Regions from separate parts of the Mus musculus genome. Here region 1 is linked to region 2. The links are chromatin loops, found by intact Hi-C in ENCODE. Cell type or tissue: heart. All regions are shown on one strand. Each heading gives the region's core, and the rest is flanking DNA. Links, peaks and the distances in the headings are about the cores only. Region 1 has its middle 60 kb from the start of Gm29398. Region 2 has its middle 30 kb from the start of Ptgs2os2.

What was found. Hi-C counts contacts between places; a loop is a spot of excess contacts. Peaks named below come from ENCODE experiments on the same cell type or tissue, not always from the same donor. Only the 100,000 strongest peaks of a DNase experiment are listed, where the experiment ranks them.
Region 1: it touches region 2 in a loop (7-fold over the local background); 2 of 42 quality-filtered maps call a loop at or near these places.

Annotation. Positions count from the first base shown.
Region 1 is chr1:149,385,344-149,393,690 of GRCm38, reverse strand. No RefSeq gene overlaps it. Among named protein-coding and RNA genes, the nearest start is that of Gm29398, 60 kb to the left of the region's middle. In heart, for the core only: no CTCF peak of the experiment used is centred there; a DNase peak (open chromatin) is centred at 4,800.
Region 2 is chr1:150,190,642-150,198,988 of GRCm38, reverse strand. No RefSeq gene overlaps it. Among named protein-coding and RNA genes, the nearest start is that of Ptgs2os2, 30 kb to the right of the region's middle. In heart, for the core only: no CTCF peak of the experiment used is centred there; no DNase peak of the experiment used is centred there.

The DNA of each region.
Region 1 (8,347 bases), core at 104-8,103, 810 kb after region 2:
TTCCTTGCGCCAGTCCCGAGTTTTTTCTCGTCCCGGAATTCGGCACCAATTGTTATTAGACGCGTTCTCACGACCGGCCAGGAAAGACACCACAGACCAGAATCTTCTGCGGCAAAGCTTTATTGCTTACATCTTCAGGAGCCAGAGTGCAAGAAGCAAGAGAGCAAGAAGCAAGAGAGAGAGAAAACGAAACCCCGTCCCTATTAAAGAGAATTCTCCTTCGCCTAGGACGTGTCACTCCCTGATTGGCTGCAGCCCATCGGCCGAGTTGACGTCACGGGGAAGGCAGAGCACATGGAGTGAAGAACCACCCTCGGCACATGCGCAGATTATTTGTTTACCACTTAGAACACAGCTGTCAGCGCCATCTTGTAACGGCGAATGTGGGCGCGGCTCCCAACATAGGATAGTAAAAACTATTCTCAGCAATAAAAGAACCTCTAGTGGAATCACCATGTCTGACCTAAAGCTGTACTACAGAGCAATCATGATAAAAACTGCATGGTACTGGTACATCGACAGACAGGTAGATAAATGGAATAGGATTGAAGACCCAGAAATGAACCTACACACTTATGGTCACTTGATCTTTGACAAGGGAGCTAAAACCATCCAGTGGAAAAAAAGACACCATTTTCAACAAATGGTGCCAGCACAGCTGGCAGTTATCATGTAGAAGAATTCGAATTGATCCATTCTTATCTCCTTGTACAAAGCTCAAGTCTAAGTGGATCAAAGACCTCCACTTAAAACTATATACACCGAAATGTGTAGAGGAGAAAATCAGGAAAAGCATCCAAGATATGGGCACAGGGGAGAAATTCCTGAACAGAACAGCAATGGCTTGTCTGTAAGATCAAGAATCAACAAATGGGACCTCATAAAATTGCAAAGCTTCTATAAGGCAAAAGATACTGTCAATAAGACAAAAGGGCCACCAAGAGATTTGGAAAGTATTTTTACCAATCCTAAATCTGATAGAGGACTAATATCCAATATATACAAAGAGCTCAGGAAGCTGGACTCCAGAAATTCAAATAATCCTATTAAAAAGTGGGGTACAGAGCTAAACAAAGTGTTCTCACCTGAGGAATACCGAATGGCTGAGAAGCACCTGAAAAAATGTTCAGCATCCTTAATCATCAGAGAAATGCAAATCAAAACAACCCTGAGATTCCACCTCACACCAGTCAGAATAGCTAAGATCAAAAATTCAGGTGACAGCAGATGCTGGCGAGGATGTAGAGAAAGAGGAACGCTCCTCCATTGCTGGTGGGATTGCAAGCTTGTACAACCACTCTGGAAATCACTCTTGTGGTCCCTTAGAAGAAAAAAAAAAGGAAGAGAGAGAGAGAGAGAGAGAGAGAGAGAGAAGGAAAGAAAGAAAGAAGGAAAGAAAGAAAGAAAGAAAGAAAGAAAGAAAGAAAGAAAGAAAGAAAGAAAGAAAGAAAGTTGGATGTAGTACTACCGGAAGATCTGGCAATACCTCTTCTGGGCATATACCCAGAAGATGTTCCAACTAGTAATAAGGACACATGCTCCACTATGTTTATAGAAGCCTTATTTATAATAGCCAGAAGCTGGAAAGAACCCAGATGTCCCTCAACAAAGGAATGGATACAGAAAATGTGGTACATTTACACAACGGAGTACTACTCTGCTATTAAAAACAATGAATTTATGAAATTCTTGGGCAAATGGATGTATGTGGATGATATCATCCTGAGTGACATAACCCAATCACAAAGGAAGTCACTTGATATGCACTCACTGATAAGTGGATATTAGCCCAGAAACTTAGAATACCCAAGATACAATTTGCAAAACACAAGAAAATCAAGAAGGAAGACCAACGTGTGGATACTTCATTCCTCCTTAGAACAGGGAACAAAATACCCATGGAAGGAGTTATAGAGACAAAGTTTGGAGCTAAGATGCAAAGATGGACCATCCAGAGACTATCCCACCTGGCGATCCATCCCATAATCAGCCACCAAATGCAGACACTATTGCATATGCCAGCAAGATTTTGCTGAAAAAGACCCTGATATAGCTGTCTCTTGTGAGGCTATACCATTGCCTGGCAAATATAGAAATGGATGCTCACAGTCATCTATTGGATGGAACACAAGGCCCACAATGGAGGAGCTAGAGAAAGTATCCAAGGAGCTGAAGGGTTTTGCAACCCTTTAGGTGGTACAACAATATGAACTAATCAGTACCCCCAGAGCTAGTGTCTCTACCTGCATATGTAGCAGAAGATGGCCTAGTCGGCCATCACTTAGAAGAGAGACTCCTTGATATTGCAAAATTTATATGCCCTAGTACAGGGGAATGCCAGGACCAAGAAATGGGAGTGTGTAGGTAGGGGAGCAGGGCCGGAGGATGGTTAAGGGAACTTTTGGGATAGCATTTGAAATGTAAATAGAGAAAATATCTAATAAAAAAGAATTAATATCTGAGTATTTTTTATATAAATATAACCTCATGTATTTAGTTTTTGAAATTTGAAATGTATATAAAGAAAATATCTAATTAAAATAAATAAATAAATAAAATTTTGCTTATTATAATATATTCAAAACCATATTCTTGTTATAATTATATTGGTACATTTGTATATCACAACTTTTTAAAATCTTGTATTAAACTGCTAGGTCAACTTTGGTTAATCTGACAATAAAATATTTACTCAGTCTGTAGCAAGCTATTCTGTAGAAGTAGTTATTAAACTACTACTTACTGCCTCATGTCACACAATACATAAACTAAATTAGTTTATGTTCCCATCTTGTGTTAGCTGTTAACACTGGTATCACAGAGTCACAAGTAATTCAAGCTTCCTTAAGTCCACACAGCTCTAGCATTCACGGTGTGTATAATACAAAAATTGCCCTTGGCTGGTGGTAATAATAAAGGAAGGTTACCTTTCAATGTATTTTGAGTGAAATTACTGAATAATTCTACTCACAAACAGTATATTAAACTCTTAAAATTGTTAGCAGAGGTCTTACTGATATTTAAACTGAGATTTTTTTTCTACAGTTGTTGAAAAGCTCAGCTGTTTGTATTTTCAAATAAGCACAATATAGAATAACATGGCTTCCATTATTTCCAGAACAATAGCACGTGGAGGGTATTTTTTCCCCTCTTGTTTTGTTTGTTTGTTTCTTTGACTGATTTTGCTACTTCATTATTTATCTGTTCACTGGCGATGTTATATAACATGAGTTCCTCCAGAAGAACCATGTATATGTATGTTTTGCACATTATTTTCCCTTGGACTCAGAACATTATAGGAGATTGAGGTATGTTTGGGCACTATATTTATGCTCAGAAAGATACCCTGATTGCTTGTGCCCTCATTCTAGCACAAAAAAAAATGTTACTGCTGGGGAACTAGGCTAATAGCTCAGATGTTAAGAGTAAACAATAAAATAATAATGAAGGATAAATATTTGTGTATACACACACACACGCACAGACACACAGACACACACACATTTGGAGGTTAGAGAAGGACAAAGTGAATACATACTCCAAATGTGTATATATATGCCCAAACACCTATATGCTCACATGCAATAATCAACTTCACATTCACACTCATATACAAAGAAATATATATATATGAATATATATATATTGAAAATTAAACAAATATTATGTTATAAGAAAGTATGGGTAAATAGCTCAATAGAAATGAATATTATATCTAGGAAATAGAACATACTAAAACATAACAATGGTTCTTTGATAAAGGAATACAGATTATTGGTTATATTGCCTTTATCATATTACCTACTTTGTGAAATTTACTTTATTTTCATTTCTATTTTCCTGTTGTTGAAAATAGATTTATTTATCATGTAATAGAGTTTCTGCTCCTTCTATTCCTTCCAGTTTGTCTTATCTTCCATTGTTTCAGGATTAACTATTTTCTTCACTAACTGAAAACAAATGCTTCCAAGGGACAGCAATTAAGATAAGATAGATAAGATAAGATGAGATGAGATGAGATGAGATGAGATGAGGTGAGGTGAGGTGAGGTGAGGCGAGTGGAGAAAAGAGGAGACAAGACAAGGCAAGGCAAGACAAGGCAAGGCAAAGTAAACAAACAAAGAAAAAATCCTAACACAGATGAATAGGAAAGAACAAATAGAAGTCAAAGAACCCAAGAAAAGGCATAAGAAACAAAGGGGAAACAGCTAATGTCCACATGCAAGCAAATACTTACTATATTTGTCTTTCTGGGTCTTTGTCATTCAACTTGTCATTTGTGTACAGGAAGACTACTGATTCTTGTGAATTAATTTTTTGGGGGGGGGGAGCTGATAATAAAATCTGGTTCCCTAATTGGTTCTTGATTTGGCCAATAAAGAAGGTGAGAGCTAATTGCTGGGAGAAGAGAAAAGGGTGGGATTTTTGAGTCCCAGGAGAGAGAAGAGATGCAGAGAAAAAGGAAATCACATTGGACCAAACTTTGGAAAGAGTAGGATGCAACAGTCATGTAAGGTCTTAGGACTACCAGAAACAGTGGCCTCCGCCACTGGCAGATGGCTTGAATTGGCTAGCTGATGAGGCTTGGGCCAGAAAGTCATCGCCTAGCATTTGTGCTATCTGGCAAGTTTTAAAATAATAAAGCAGTCTAATGTTTTTGTTCCACTGAGCTTAGGTGGTCAGGGGAAAGAGAGAAGACAGAGCAGTTGTTGGTGACTTGGAAATGGGCAGATGGGGTTGAAGCTAATCTCAGAGCTCAACTGGGAGAGGTCAGAGTGCTGGCTGAGCTCCTGGGATAGGCACCAGCTGGCAATTGGATGAGCTAAGTCAGAGCAAGAGCTGTCAGGAATGTGATCTCAGAAGTGAGATCTCGGAGCAAAGCCCAGAGCACGGCCCTGGGCAAAAGAGCAATCCTGTTTTTAAAAGTACATGCAAGAAATTTTGCATCTAGCTACTTCAATGCATGTGTTTAACAGTAGTATGAGTTTCCTGGTGGAATTTCTAGGGTCATTTATGCATATAATCTGAAAATTAAGATACTTTGAACTCTTCCTTTCCAATTTTTATCTCCTTGATCTTCTTAAATTGTCATATTAATCTTGCAAATACTTGAAGTACTATACTGAATAGGTATAGAAAGAATGAACAACCCTGTCTTGTTCCTGATGTTAACAAAATTGCTTTGAGTTTTTATCCATTTAATTTGATGTTGGCTAAGGGCTTTCTGGAAATTGTCTTATTATGTTGGAGTATGCCCTTTGAATCACTAATCTCTTCAGGGCTTTTATCATGAAGACAAGTTAGATGCTGTGATAAGCCATTTCTTCATCTAGCATCCTCTCTTCATTTAGCATCGTGTATGCTTCTTGTACTTTGATATGAGTCTCCCTCTTTAGATGAGGGAAATTTTCTTCTCTGATTTTTTAATAATATTTTCTGGATCATTGACCTAGGTTTTTTCCCTCTAGTCATGTTATCCTTAGATTTGATCTTGATTTTGTGGATGTTTTGTGTGATTTGTTTTTGTTTTGCTTTCCTTTGTTTTGTTTTGTTTTGTTCAGATTTAACATTGTCTCAGACCAAAGTATCTACATTTTCTATATTGTCTTCCACACCTGGTATTCTGTTCTCCCTTCCACCTCTCATATTCTGTTTATAATGCTTGCTTTCAGGTTCCTCTTTATATTCCTAATGTTTCTTCTTCTTCTTCTTCTTCTTCTTCTTCTTCTTCTTCTTCTTCTTCTTCTTCTTCTTCTTTTATTTCCAGACTTTCCTTAGTTTTGTTCTTTATTGATTATAGTTTCATGTTCAGACCTTAGATTATTTTATTCATTTCCTTCCACTGCTTGCTTATGTTGTCATAGATTTTTTCCAATGGATTCATTAATTTCCTCTTTAAGAAAATATATCCTTTTAAAAGGCTATTTTATGGTTTTTGTCATTTTCTTCAGCTGGTGCTATTCTCAGGGCTTATTCTGTCAGGGTTGGTCAAGTGTAGTGGAGACATGTTGTCTTGGGAGTCATTGATTCATATTTTCCTGTCATCTAGCCATATGTGTTTGGGAAGATTGCAATTCTAATGGCGAAAACGTGGTGTTTCTTTGTTGAATGGGAATTTTGTTCCTCCATTTCTACTGCCCTCTTGGTTCTTAGAACGATGGAGGACTCAGTTGTGTCTTGCCTGGTAGTGAATTTTTCTGGCATCCTCCTAGGTATGGCCACTGGGATTTCCTGGTAAAATGTGCTTTTAGATATTGAGAGCTGACAGTAAGGAAATAGGATGGTTTAGAATTGGGGGTTGGTGTGGGGCTGAAGGTGTCTACAGGAGAGTGTTCTACCAGAATGTGCTTAATCTCCTGGGAATGAAGTCAGAACAAGAAGAGGTTACAGCAGGTAGTGTGTTCCAGAGCTGGAGAAAAGACTGGGTAACTGGATTTGGAAGAGAAGTAGGTGAGTGAAGATCTGAAGCTTGCTTCATTCTCTGTAGGGAATACTTGCTGGATTTGGAGTCTAATATATCAGGATGAGTAGGAAGGGATTTGGAGAAGATCTGTGTGATCTTCTGGGGATGGGGGCAGAATGTAAAGGGAGGCCACAGAAGGTAGTCTGCTATAGAGTTATGGGCAAGACTAGAATATTGGATTTGGAGGAGAGGTGGAGAGCTACAGTTAGCGTACTTGCTTTCTTGGCCCCAGGAGCCTGAAGGTACCCAAGGAATGCAAGTTGGAATTCTGGGCTAGGATAAAGCCATGAGGTTAGGGGGGGCAGTTGTAGAGCAAGATTCATATCATCCTCTGGAGATGAAGCAGGTAGGAAGATGAGGCAACAGCACCTGTGCTCATAAAGAGTCTTGGATGAGACTGAGGATGGATCTGCAGGATTGTAGTGGTTTCAGTTAGCCTACTTGCTTCCCTGGGCTTAAGTGTGAAAGTTACTTCAAACAAATTATGCTGGGACATAGGCCATCATTTATATATAAATGCATGGATCTTGAAATATCTTTATGCTTTCTGCAAGAAGTAACTAAGTAGGGAGCAAAGAGTTGGATGTAAACTTCAAACAACAAAGCTTAGAGAAGACACAGCACAGGAAAGTCTCAGTGCTGATGGGATAGTTGAGGAGACTCTCACATTGCACTCAAGTCTGATGCTTGAAGGTGAATCATATAGAGTGGACTTAAGCTAAAATTTCCTTTCAACCAAAATAATATACAAAGACAAACCAGAGGCATGGAAAAATATAAGCACAACATATGAAAATATTTATATCTGAGATACCTGACAAACATGCAAAATGGATAAAAGGAGAAAAAAGCTTAATTCATAAAAAAGGCAAAGAGGATCTGAACAGGCACATTACCAAAATTATAACTGAAAGAGCATGAAGAAAGACAATGAGCTCATTTATGATCCTACCTTTGCAAGTTAAACAATGATACCACAGCAATACTACAAAATTATCAGGATGACGAACACCAAAAGTAAAACAAACAAACAAACAAAAACACAAAAACAACAAAACAAAACAAAACAAAACAAAACATCCATCAACATGCCCCCCGCCCCCCCCAAAAAAAAACTGGAAAAAATATCACTTTTAGGTAAGTTTTGAAATAATTGTAACACTCATGTGTTGCTGGCCTTTAAAAAAAAAAGTAGCAGACATCTTGGAAGGTAGTTGGTCACATTTTTAAATCTAAATGTATTTCAACACACCATTTAGCTTGTATTTATTTATTTAATTGATACTGACATGTATTTCAATACAAAGTTTACATGCTGAAATTTTTTACAATTTCATCGATATTTATTCAAATGACTAAAAGGTATCTTGGTAAGAGAATGAATGGACTGCGTGTGCTAGATTCATGGACTTGAATGTTGTTTAACTCTGGATGAAAACGATGTAAAGAAAATTTAAATGCACATTGCTGAGTGAGAGAAGCCAGTCTGAACCGGTTATCAGCCATATCACTCCAAATATCTGGTCTTCTGTAAAAACAAACAAACAAACAAACAAAAACACTGCAAAGACCTAATTTTGCTAGGATTTTATGGATTAAAGGAAGGGACTGTAGATGTAAACACAAAGAAAAGCGAAACTATCTGGAAGGCTGATCACATGACTTATGCATTTATCAAAAATCCAAAGAACTATGTAGAACTAAGTGAACATTAAACTATTGCCTTTAATCAACAATGTATTACTACTGAGTAATTAATTATAGTTAATGAAACACAATAAAACAAGATGCTATTTCTGGAAAGGTGTAGGGGGAAGTGTATAGAAACCTTTTCCACATGCAGGGGTATGAATCACAGACTTACATGAGGTGTCCAGGGTCAGC
Region 2 (8,347 bases), core at 126-8,125:
ATAATTTAAAGGTTAAAGCATTTCCTTAATATAAATTTATCCTCATTCCTCATAAAACTGAATATGAAATTACTATGGCCCTTTCTGATCCGCACCTCCACCTGCACCCATGGCAGATTGGCATGTTTGCTTCCCAACCCTACAATCCTGTCTATCTCCAGGAGGTCTGCTTTCTAGGGACAAAGGTGAGACCCTTACCCTAATATACATGACAACTGGAACCCACACAGAACCCAAAAGTGGTGGGATCTATCCCCCTCTGCTGGATCCCCTTCACCCTTCCAGTCTGCACCTCCACCTGTACCCTTAACAGATTAGCATAACTGCTCAATGACCCCACAGCTCTGCCTGTAATTCCATGTGAACTGCTCTAACCAGGGCCAGAGGCAGCCTGCTCTAACCAGACAGAGACAGAGGAGGTCTGTTCTAACCCAACTCACACAGCCCTACTTGCCTTTGAGGAGGGTAGCTGTGATGCGTGTGCGAAGGTCAGAGGACAAACCTTGCAGGAGTTGGTTTTCATTTAGGCTCTGAGGATTGAATCAGGTCTCTAGGCTTGGTGACAAGAACCTTTATCCACTGAGCCACCTCCTTAATCCCTAAAGACCCTCTGCTCAGTGCATTGTGTATGTTTTGTATCTGCCATATTTAGAACTTTCATAGCTGTAGTTGGGAAGCTGGGCTCTTCTTTGTAAGATGAGAAACCGAGGTATTTTCAAAGATTTACTGAAGATTACTCTTTACTTCTTGAACATAGAGAAAAGCACTGCTCTGCAGTTGTAGGCAGGCTTCCTTCTGAGTAGTAATATTTACATTTTCAAGACTTTGTCATTTCTATTCTGAGGAATACAACTTGAAACTGAATTTTTACTTTTTCTGATTAAGCCTTCTGTCTTCACATCCAGATTAGGAAACCATTCTTTGTAGCTGAAGATTATAACATGGAGCTGACTAATGTTTAAAAATAATAAAGGCGCGATTAGGAAATCATCAGACACAGAAAATGTATGGGGTTTTCCCCAATATGCATCATGTTGACTTAATTGATGCTCAGAGTTCAAGAAGTTGGGGTGTGAGGTCACTTCATGAAGTAATGGTTTATTAAGGATTTGCCTGCAAGAATATACATGGTTGAAAGTTATACAAAGGACTCTGGAATTTTTTTTCTTTTTTTAAAGACTGTGATGGCATCTGGCTTTAATGCACAAAGATGCTAGAGTTAGTCATCTGTATGGGTGGTTTATCATGATGGAAGAACTGATATGGCAATACAGGAAGTGGATGTGTAAACAGGTTTTATTGCCCTACATTTCCTTGCGTGCTCAAGAAAGTACCATTTGTCTTTCTCTTGCCCAGTGTGTACTCCCTACCGTGGTTTTGAATGAAAACTTTTTGGTTTACACAATATTCTGATGGAGAAAGGAAGGCCCAGATGGTATTTTTATAGGGCAAGCCCTTGGGAAATAATATGTTAAAAAATACTATGAGCTCTCTGGTGATGTAGCTCAGTCGGAGGCTGCTTGCCTAGCATGCACAAAGACCTTAATTTGATTCCCAGGGCAGCATGGAGCCCATATAATAGGATATATTTGTTTTTGTTTTTTTTTTAAATTTTAATTGGATATTTTATTTATTTATATTTCAAATGTTATTCTCTTTCCCAATCCCCCTCCCCAAGAAACCACCTATCCCATTCCCCTCTTCCTGTTTCTATGAGGGTGTGTTTCCACCCATCCACCCACTCCCACCTTCCCATCCTGAAATTCCCCTAAACTGGAGCATCAAGCCTTCACAGGCAGGACCAAGAGCCTCTTCTCTCATTGATGCCCAACAAGGCCATCCTCTAGGGAGGTAGAGGCAGAGGACCAGAAGTTCATGAGTTCATGGTCATCATTGACTATGGTAAGTTTTTTTTGTTTGTTTGTTTGTTTTTTATTAGATGTTTTCTTCATTTACATTTCAAATGCTATCCCGTTTCCTAGTTTCCTCTCTGAAAATCTCCTATACCTTTCCCCTGCCCTGCCCCCCAACCCACCCATTCCCACTTCCTGGCCCTGGCATTCCACTGTACTGGGGCATATAATCTTGACAAGATCAAGGGCCTCTCCTCCCACTGATGGCCGACTAGGCCATCCTCTGCTATATATGCAGTTAGAGACTCAAGCTCTGGGGGTACTGGTTAGTTCATATTGTTTCTCCTATAGGGTTTCAGACCCCTTCAACTCCTTGGGTACTTTCTCTAGCTCCTTCATTGGGGACCCTGTGTTCCACCCAATAGATAACTGTGAGCATCCACTTCTGTATTTATGGCAAGGTTTTTATGATAGCCTAGGCTACTTAAGACCCTGTCCCAAAGAAAGCAAAATACAAAATGCCAATTAAAAACAAACAAACAAACAAACCTAAGAGGTCTAAGAAAGGATCATTACAGTTTAGACTGGAGACCCCTCAGCTATAATGTAGCATTAAGTGAATCATTAAAGTATAAGAGAAAGAAACAAACTTTAGTGTGAAGGTATGCCCATAGGAATAGTTTTTCAAAACAAAATATAAAATAAAGAAGAGAAAACACTTGTCAAGTTTTGAATACAAAGAATACCTATGATTAACTAAAAAATTGATTCTCTTCCTCCCAAGTATTTACTTATGTGAGACTAGACCTTTCTGTACCAGACATACAACAATTGATTACAATGGATAGAATGAAGAAATAAATTGAATAATCCAGATATCTTCTGTGAAGCTATAAATCAAATTTGTACAATGTAAAATAGTCTCTCTTCTTACTAATCCTTTCTTACTTTAGGAGCCATTAAATAAACATAGTAATTTTCACATAGTGCTTATGTGAACACATACTGAATTTTTTTGTTTTAAATGAAATAGAATATATGTACTTTAAATTCTTTTTTTGTACTTTAAATTCTTAATACACTTTCTCATATATTAAATGCATGTGTTTGGTTTGTAGATGAAGAGCTGTAAAGGTATCTTATACAACACAAATCATTGTACAATTTGTTACTTGTGTTATTTTACATTGTTACAGATTGAGTTGAGAACAATGTGTAAGGCAAGGTCACATTCCCTTCACTGACTTACACTTCCAACCCCATGTCAGTAATCGTTTCTACAGCTTATCTTTTCTTTAAAAAAATCTTAGGCTAATGTACTAAGTAAGTAGGTTTTATTCTGGATCTCCACATGTCTGTATGTCTATATGTTATACTTTATTGTAATTTCTCACCTCAGTCCTCATTTCATATTCCATTTTCCATGCCCTTCTGTTCCTCTCTTCTGGGGACATATCTCCCTTCTCTCTTGTGATTCCTTCTATGCTCATTCATGATCCAAAACCACAAATGTATAAATAATCTCATGCACATAATTGAAATTAAGGTTTGCAGATGGGAGAAAGTAATTGTGTTTGTCTCTCAGAATCTGACTAATTCACTGGACATAATAATTCTAGGAATATCTATTTTCTGCAAATATCATGATTTTATTAATCTTCTTTATTTTTCTTTTTTCTTTTTTTAATTAGATATTTTCTTTATTTACATATCACATGCTATCCCAAAAGTTCTCTATACCCTCCACCCACCCTGCTCCCCTACACACCCACTCCCACTTCTTGGCCCTGGCGTTCCCCTGTACTGGGGCATATAAAGTGTGCAAGACCTAGGGGCCTCTCTTCCCAATGATGGCCCATTAGGCCATCTTTTGCTACATATGCAGCTAGAGACATGAGCTCTGGGGGTACTAGTTAGTTCATTTGTTGTTCCACCTATAGGATTGCAGAACCCTTCAGCTCCTTGGGTACTTTCTCTAGCTCCTCCATTAGGGGACTTGTGTTCCATCCATTAGCTGACTGTGAGCATCCACTTCTGTATTTGCCAGGCATAGCCTCACTTGAGACAGCTATATCAGGGTCCTTTCAGCAAAATATTGCTGACATATGCAATAGTGTCTGGGTTCAGTGCTGATTATGGGTTGAATCCCCAGGTGGAGTAATCTCTGGATGGTCCATCCTTTCGTCTTAGCTCCAAACTTTGTCTCTGAAACTCCGTCCATGGGTATTTTGTTCCCTATTCTAAGGAGGAATGAAGTACACACATGTTGGTCTTCCTTCTTGATTTTCTTGTGTTTTGCAAATTGTATCTTGGGTATTCTAAGTTTCTGGGTAATATCCACTTATCAGTGAGTGCATATCAAGTGACTTCTTTTGTGATTGAGTTACCTCACTCAGGATGATATCATCCAGATATATCCATTGGCCTACGAATTTCATAAATTCATTGTTTTTAATAGCTGAGTAGTACTCCATTGTGTAAATGTACCATATTTTCTGTATCCATTCCTCTATTGAGGGACATCTGGGTTCTTTCCAGCTTCTGGCTATTATAAATAAGGCTGCTATGAACATAGTGGAGCATGTGTCCTTATTACCAGTTGGAACATCTTCTGGGTATATGCCCAGGAGATATATTGCTGGATCTTCCAGTACTACTATGTCCAGTTTTCTGAGGAACCGCCTGACTGACTTCCAGAGTGGTTGTACAAGCTTGTAATCCCACCAACAATGGAGGAATGTTCGTCTTTCTCCACATCCTCACCAGCATCTGCTGTCACTTGAATTTTTTTTTTATGATGACCTGTCTTTTCTTTCTTTTTTTAAAAATTTTTTTATTAGGTATTTTCCTCATTTACATTTCCAATGCTATCCCAAAAGTCCCCCATACCTACCCCCCCCCCACTCCCCTACCCATCCACTCCCCCTTTTTGGCCCTGGCGTTCCCCTGTACTGGAGCATATAAAGTTTTCAAGTCCAATGGGCCTCTCTTTCCAGTGATGGCCAACTAGGCCATCTTTTGATACATATGCAGCTAAAGTCAAGAGCTCAGGGGTACTGGTTAGTTCATAATGTTGTTCCACCTATAGGGTTGCAGATCCCTTTAGCTCCTTGGGTATTTTCTCTAGCTCCTCCATTGGGGGCCCTGTGATCCATCCAATAGCTGACTGTGAGCATCCACTTCTGTGTTTGCTAGACCCCGGCATAGTCTCACAAGAGACAGCTATATCTGGGTCCTTTCGATAAAATCTTGCTAGTGTATGCAGTGGTGTCAGCGTTTGGAAGCTGATTATGGGATGGATCCCCGGATATGGCAGTCTCTACATGGTTCATCCTTTCGTCTCAGCTCCAAACTTTGTCTCTGTAACTCCTTCCATGGGTGTTTTCTTCCCAATTCTAAGAAGGGGCAAAGTGTCCACACTTTGGTCTTTGTTCTTCTTGAGTCTCATGTGTTTAGCAAATTGTATCTTTTATCTTGGGTGTAGTCTCCCCTCCCCCAGCCTGAAACCTGCTTGTTCAGGGGTGGAGTTTTTTGCTTAATCGTTTTGTCATGCCCACTGTTGGAACGTGTTGCTTTGTTGTTTGGAGCCATACTTGTGCTCACCCTGTTACTGGATTACGAGATTATTTGGCGGGAATTGGGTCCCCTTTCCCTGCTTTATAACTGCGTGTGGAACAGTAAAATTGAGCTTTGATCAGAATACCTGTCTTAGCTGCATTTCTTTCTCTCGCCGCCTAGCCCCTCTTCTCTTCCAGGTTTCCAAAATGCCTTTCCAGGCTAAAACCCAGGCTGTGATCTGCTGGCCGGACACAACATTTGGCAAACCAACGCGGGACTGAGAAATGGCAAAGGATTTTTGGAAGAGGCACTGCTGGTTTAGAGCTCCATGGAAGAAGAAAATAATTAAAGGATAAAGAAAATTCATACCGGAGAAGGTATGGGCTAAGCTGAAACAGCGTTAAACCCGAGCGCTGGTTCACTTAGGTTCAGCAGTGAAGCTTAAGAGGAGCTGGGAACTGTAACAGGCAGTAGGCCTTGGCTCTCCGAAGCTACATTTTTAGGCGTGAGAAAAGAAAGGGTTTATTAAAAGGAAATTAATAATCAGGCGGATTGCATCATGAGGGAGAAAATTGTCCCAACAAGCAAAGAGAAATTTCAGGAGTGCCATACTTTGTTCTCTCTGGGCCTTATAGCAAAAGCAGTACTGTGTCCCCTTTTGTGTCTTGTCTAATGTCTGGTGCACCAATCTGTTCTCGTGTTCAATTCATGTATGTTCGTGTCCAGTCTGTATAAATGAATGTTCTATGTTTTATGTTGGATAATAAAGATGGTATAAAAAACTTTATCTGCAAAGCCGAGAGCTGCCACGTGCTTCAGCCAAGAATCAGACACATGGCAGGAGGGCCCCTGCTAGAAAAACTGTTCGTTTTAGGAAAAAAGGGCGAGTGCACAGCCTCTTAGTTTCAGGGTAAAAAAGCTGATAAATGGTTTGTGACTAATGTGTTTGACAAATGGTAAAGTTCCTTTTATTCTATGATTGTAGCTACAAAAATTAATATTCTCTGATTGGTCTAAATGTAACTGCTTCATTTGGTTCCTTTTTTATTGGTAATGTGCTCTGAGTGTTTTCACATTCAGCTCATAAGTTGTTGGTTAAGATTAATAATTGTTACATTGCTACAAATGGTTAGTGTTAAATTTGATAACTCAAGTTTAGAGTCCTTCCAACACGTGGCATAAGGCAGGCCAAGAGGCTGGGTCTCTAAAGATATTTCTAGTTTAGATAATAATTAATGTGGTTCCTATCCTAAATAGTAAAATTTAAGATAAGATTTAAAGCAATGCCTCTTTATTAAAACATTAAAGCTTGCTTTAATAGGTATTCATAGGTATTAATTGATAGCCAAACTTTGTAATATGATAGTAATGCTTCTAATATTGATTTTAAAGATGATAAATTGTTTTAAACTTAGGTTTTGCTTTCCAAAAGTTATAGATATATTCTAATATTGCAACAAAAACTTAAAAATTATGGTTAAAATTGCCAGTGTTCCATTGACTGCAGTTTGCAGTTTGATTTCAAATTTAAGATCTTTAATTCACCCATATATTGTTAATTAAGATAATTATAAGAGTAATCATCTTTTAAAAGTGCTAATACAGCTTACTTCATACAAAACTGTGACAAAGTTATCTAGTTATGTTTGTCTTTGTAAATAGATTAGACTCTCAAACAATCAGTTTGGCTATAGTTGCCGCCTGACAAAAAACTACAGTATGGACAATGTTTTCACAACACTAAAGTTATAAAAAACATTTTAACTGTAAGTCATCTTAAGATAGAGTATCAAAAATTAGAGGCGTAGATTGTTATATTGTTCCTCTAAAATCGATCCTTATTACAAAAGGGCCAAGATGCTCAGATTAAAAATTATTTTACCTTTGAGTCAATACAGGGCTCAAGGGAGCCCCAGAGTGGCTTGTGGCCTTTTTGTGTTTTACAAACAGTGCCTGAGAAAGTTTTTCCCTATGCTCAAGAGAATTTCTTTTTAACAGTGTTACAGATCTATTCAGATGTTTAGAATAATGCTTAAATTCAAAGAGTTTTACTTCTAGTAAGCTGGTAATTACTAGAAAATTTTGCCTCTAGGTATGGCTAATGTAACTTTACATTATGTAAAAAAATTTTTATTGTTTCTGCTTCTATACAAGAAGCCAAGAGTTTTAATCTTTCAGTGTATATTGTTTCCCAAGTAGAAAGCATTTTTATTAACTAATGCTTCTCAAAAGAAGTTTACCTTAAATCCTTACTCTCACCCAAAGGATTCAAAGACAATATCCTTTTATTACTTAGGGTTTTAGTTTACTACAAAAGGTTTTACAAAAAAATTTTTAAAAAGCTTTTATAATCATTATTAATTATATTCATTGGTAATTAAATATTAGTTGTGCCCAAGACAATTCTTTGGCCAGAAAAACATAATTGTAAAGTCATTTTTCTCATCCTCCCAGCCAATCATTGGCCCACGTGGGCCCAACTAGCTGCTGTAGGGCAAAGTCTTAAAACACACAGTTTCCCCTGTTCCAGCACAAATAATCTAGTTGTGTGCTGTAAATGGTGTTTTAAAATGCTAAACAGATTGACTTCCAACCCAAAGTCATCAAAAAAGAAAAGGAGGGGCACTTCATTCTCATCAAAGGTAAAATCCTCCGAGAGGAACTCTCAATTCTGAATATCTATGCTCCAAATACAAGGGCAGCCACATTCATTAAAGAAACTTTAGTAAAGCTCAAAGCACACATTGCATCTCACACAATAATAGTGGGAGACTTCAACACACCACTTTCACCAATGGACAGATCATGGAAACAGAAACTAAACAGGGACACACTGAAACTAACAGAAGTGATGAAACAAATGGATCTGACAGATATCTACAGAACATTTAATCCTAAAACAAAAGGATATACCTTCTTCTCAGCACCTCATGGTA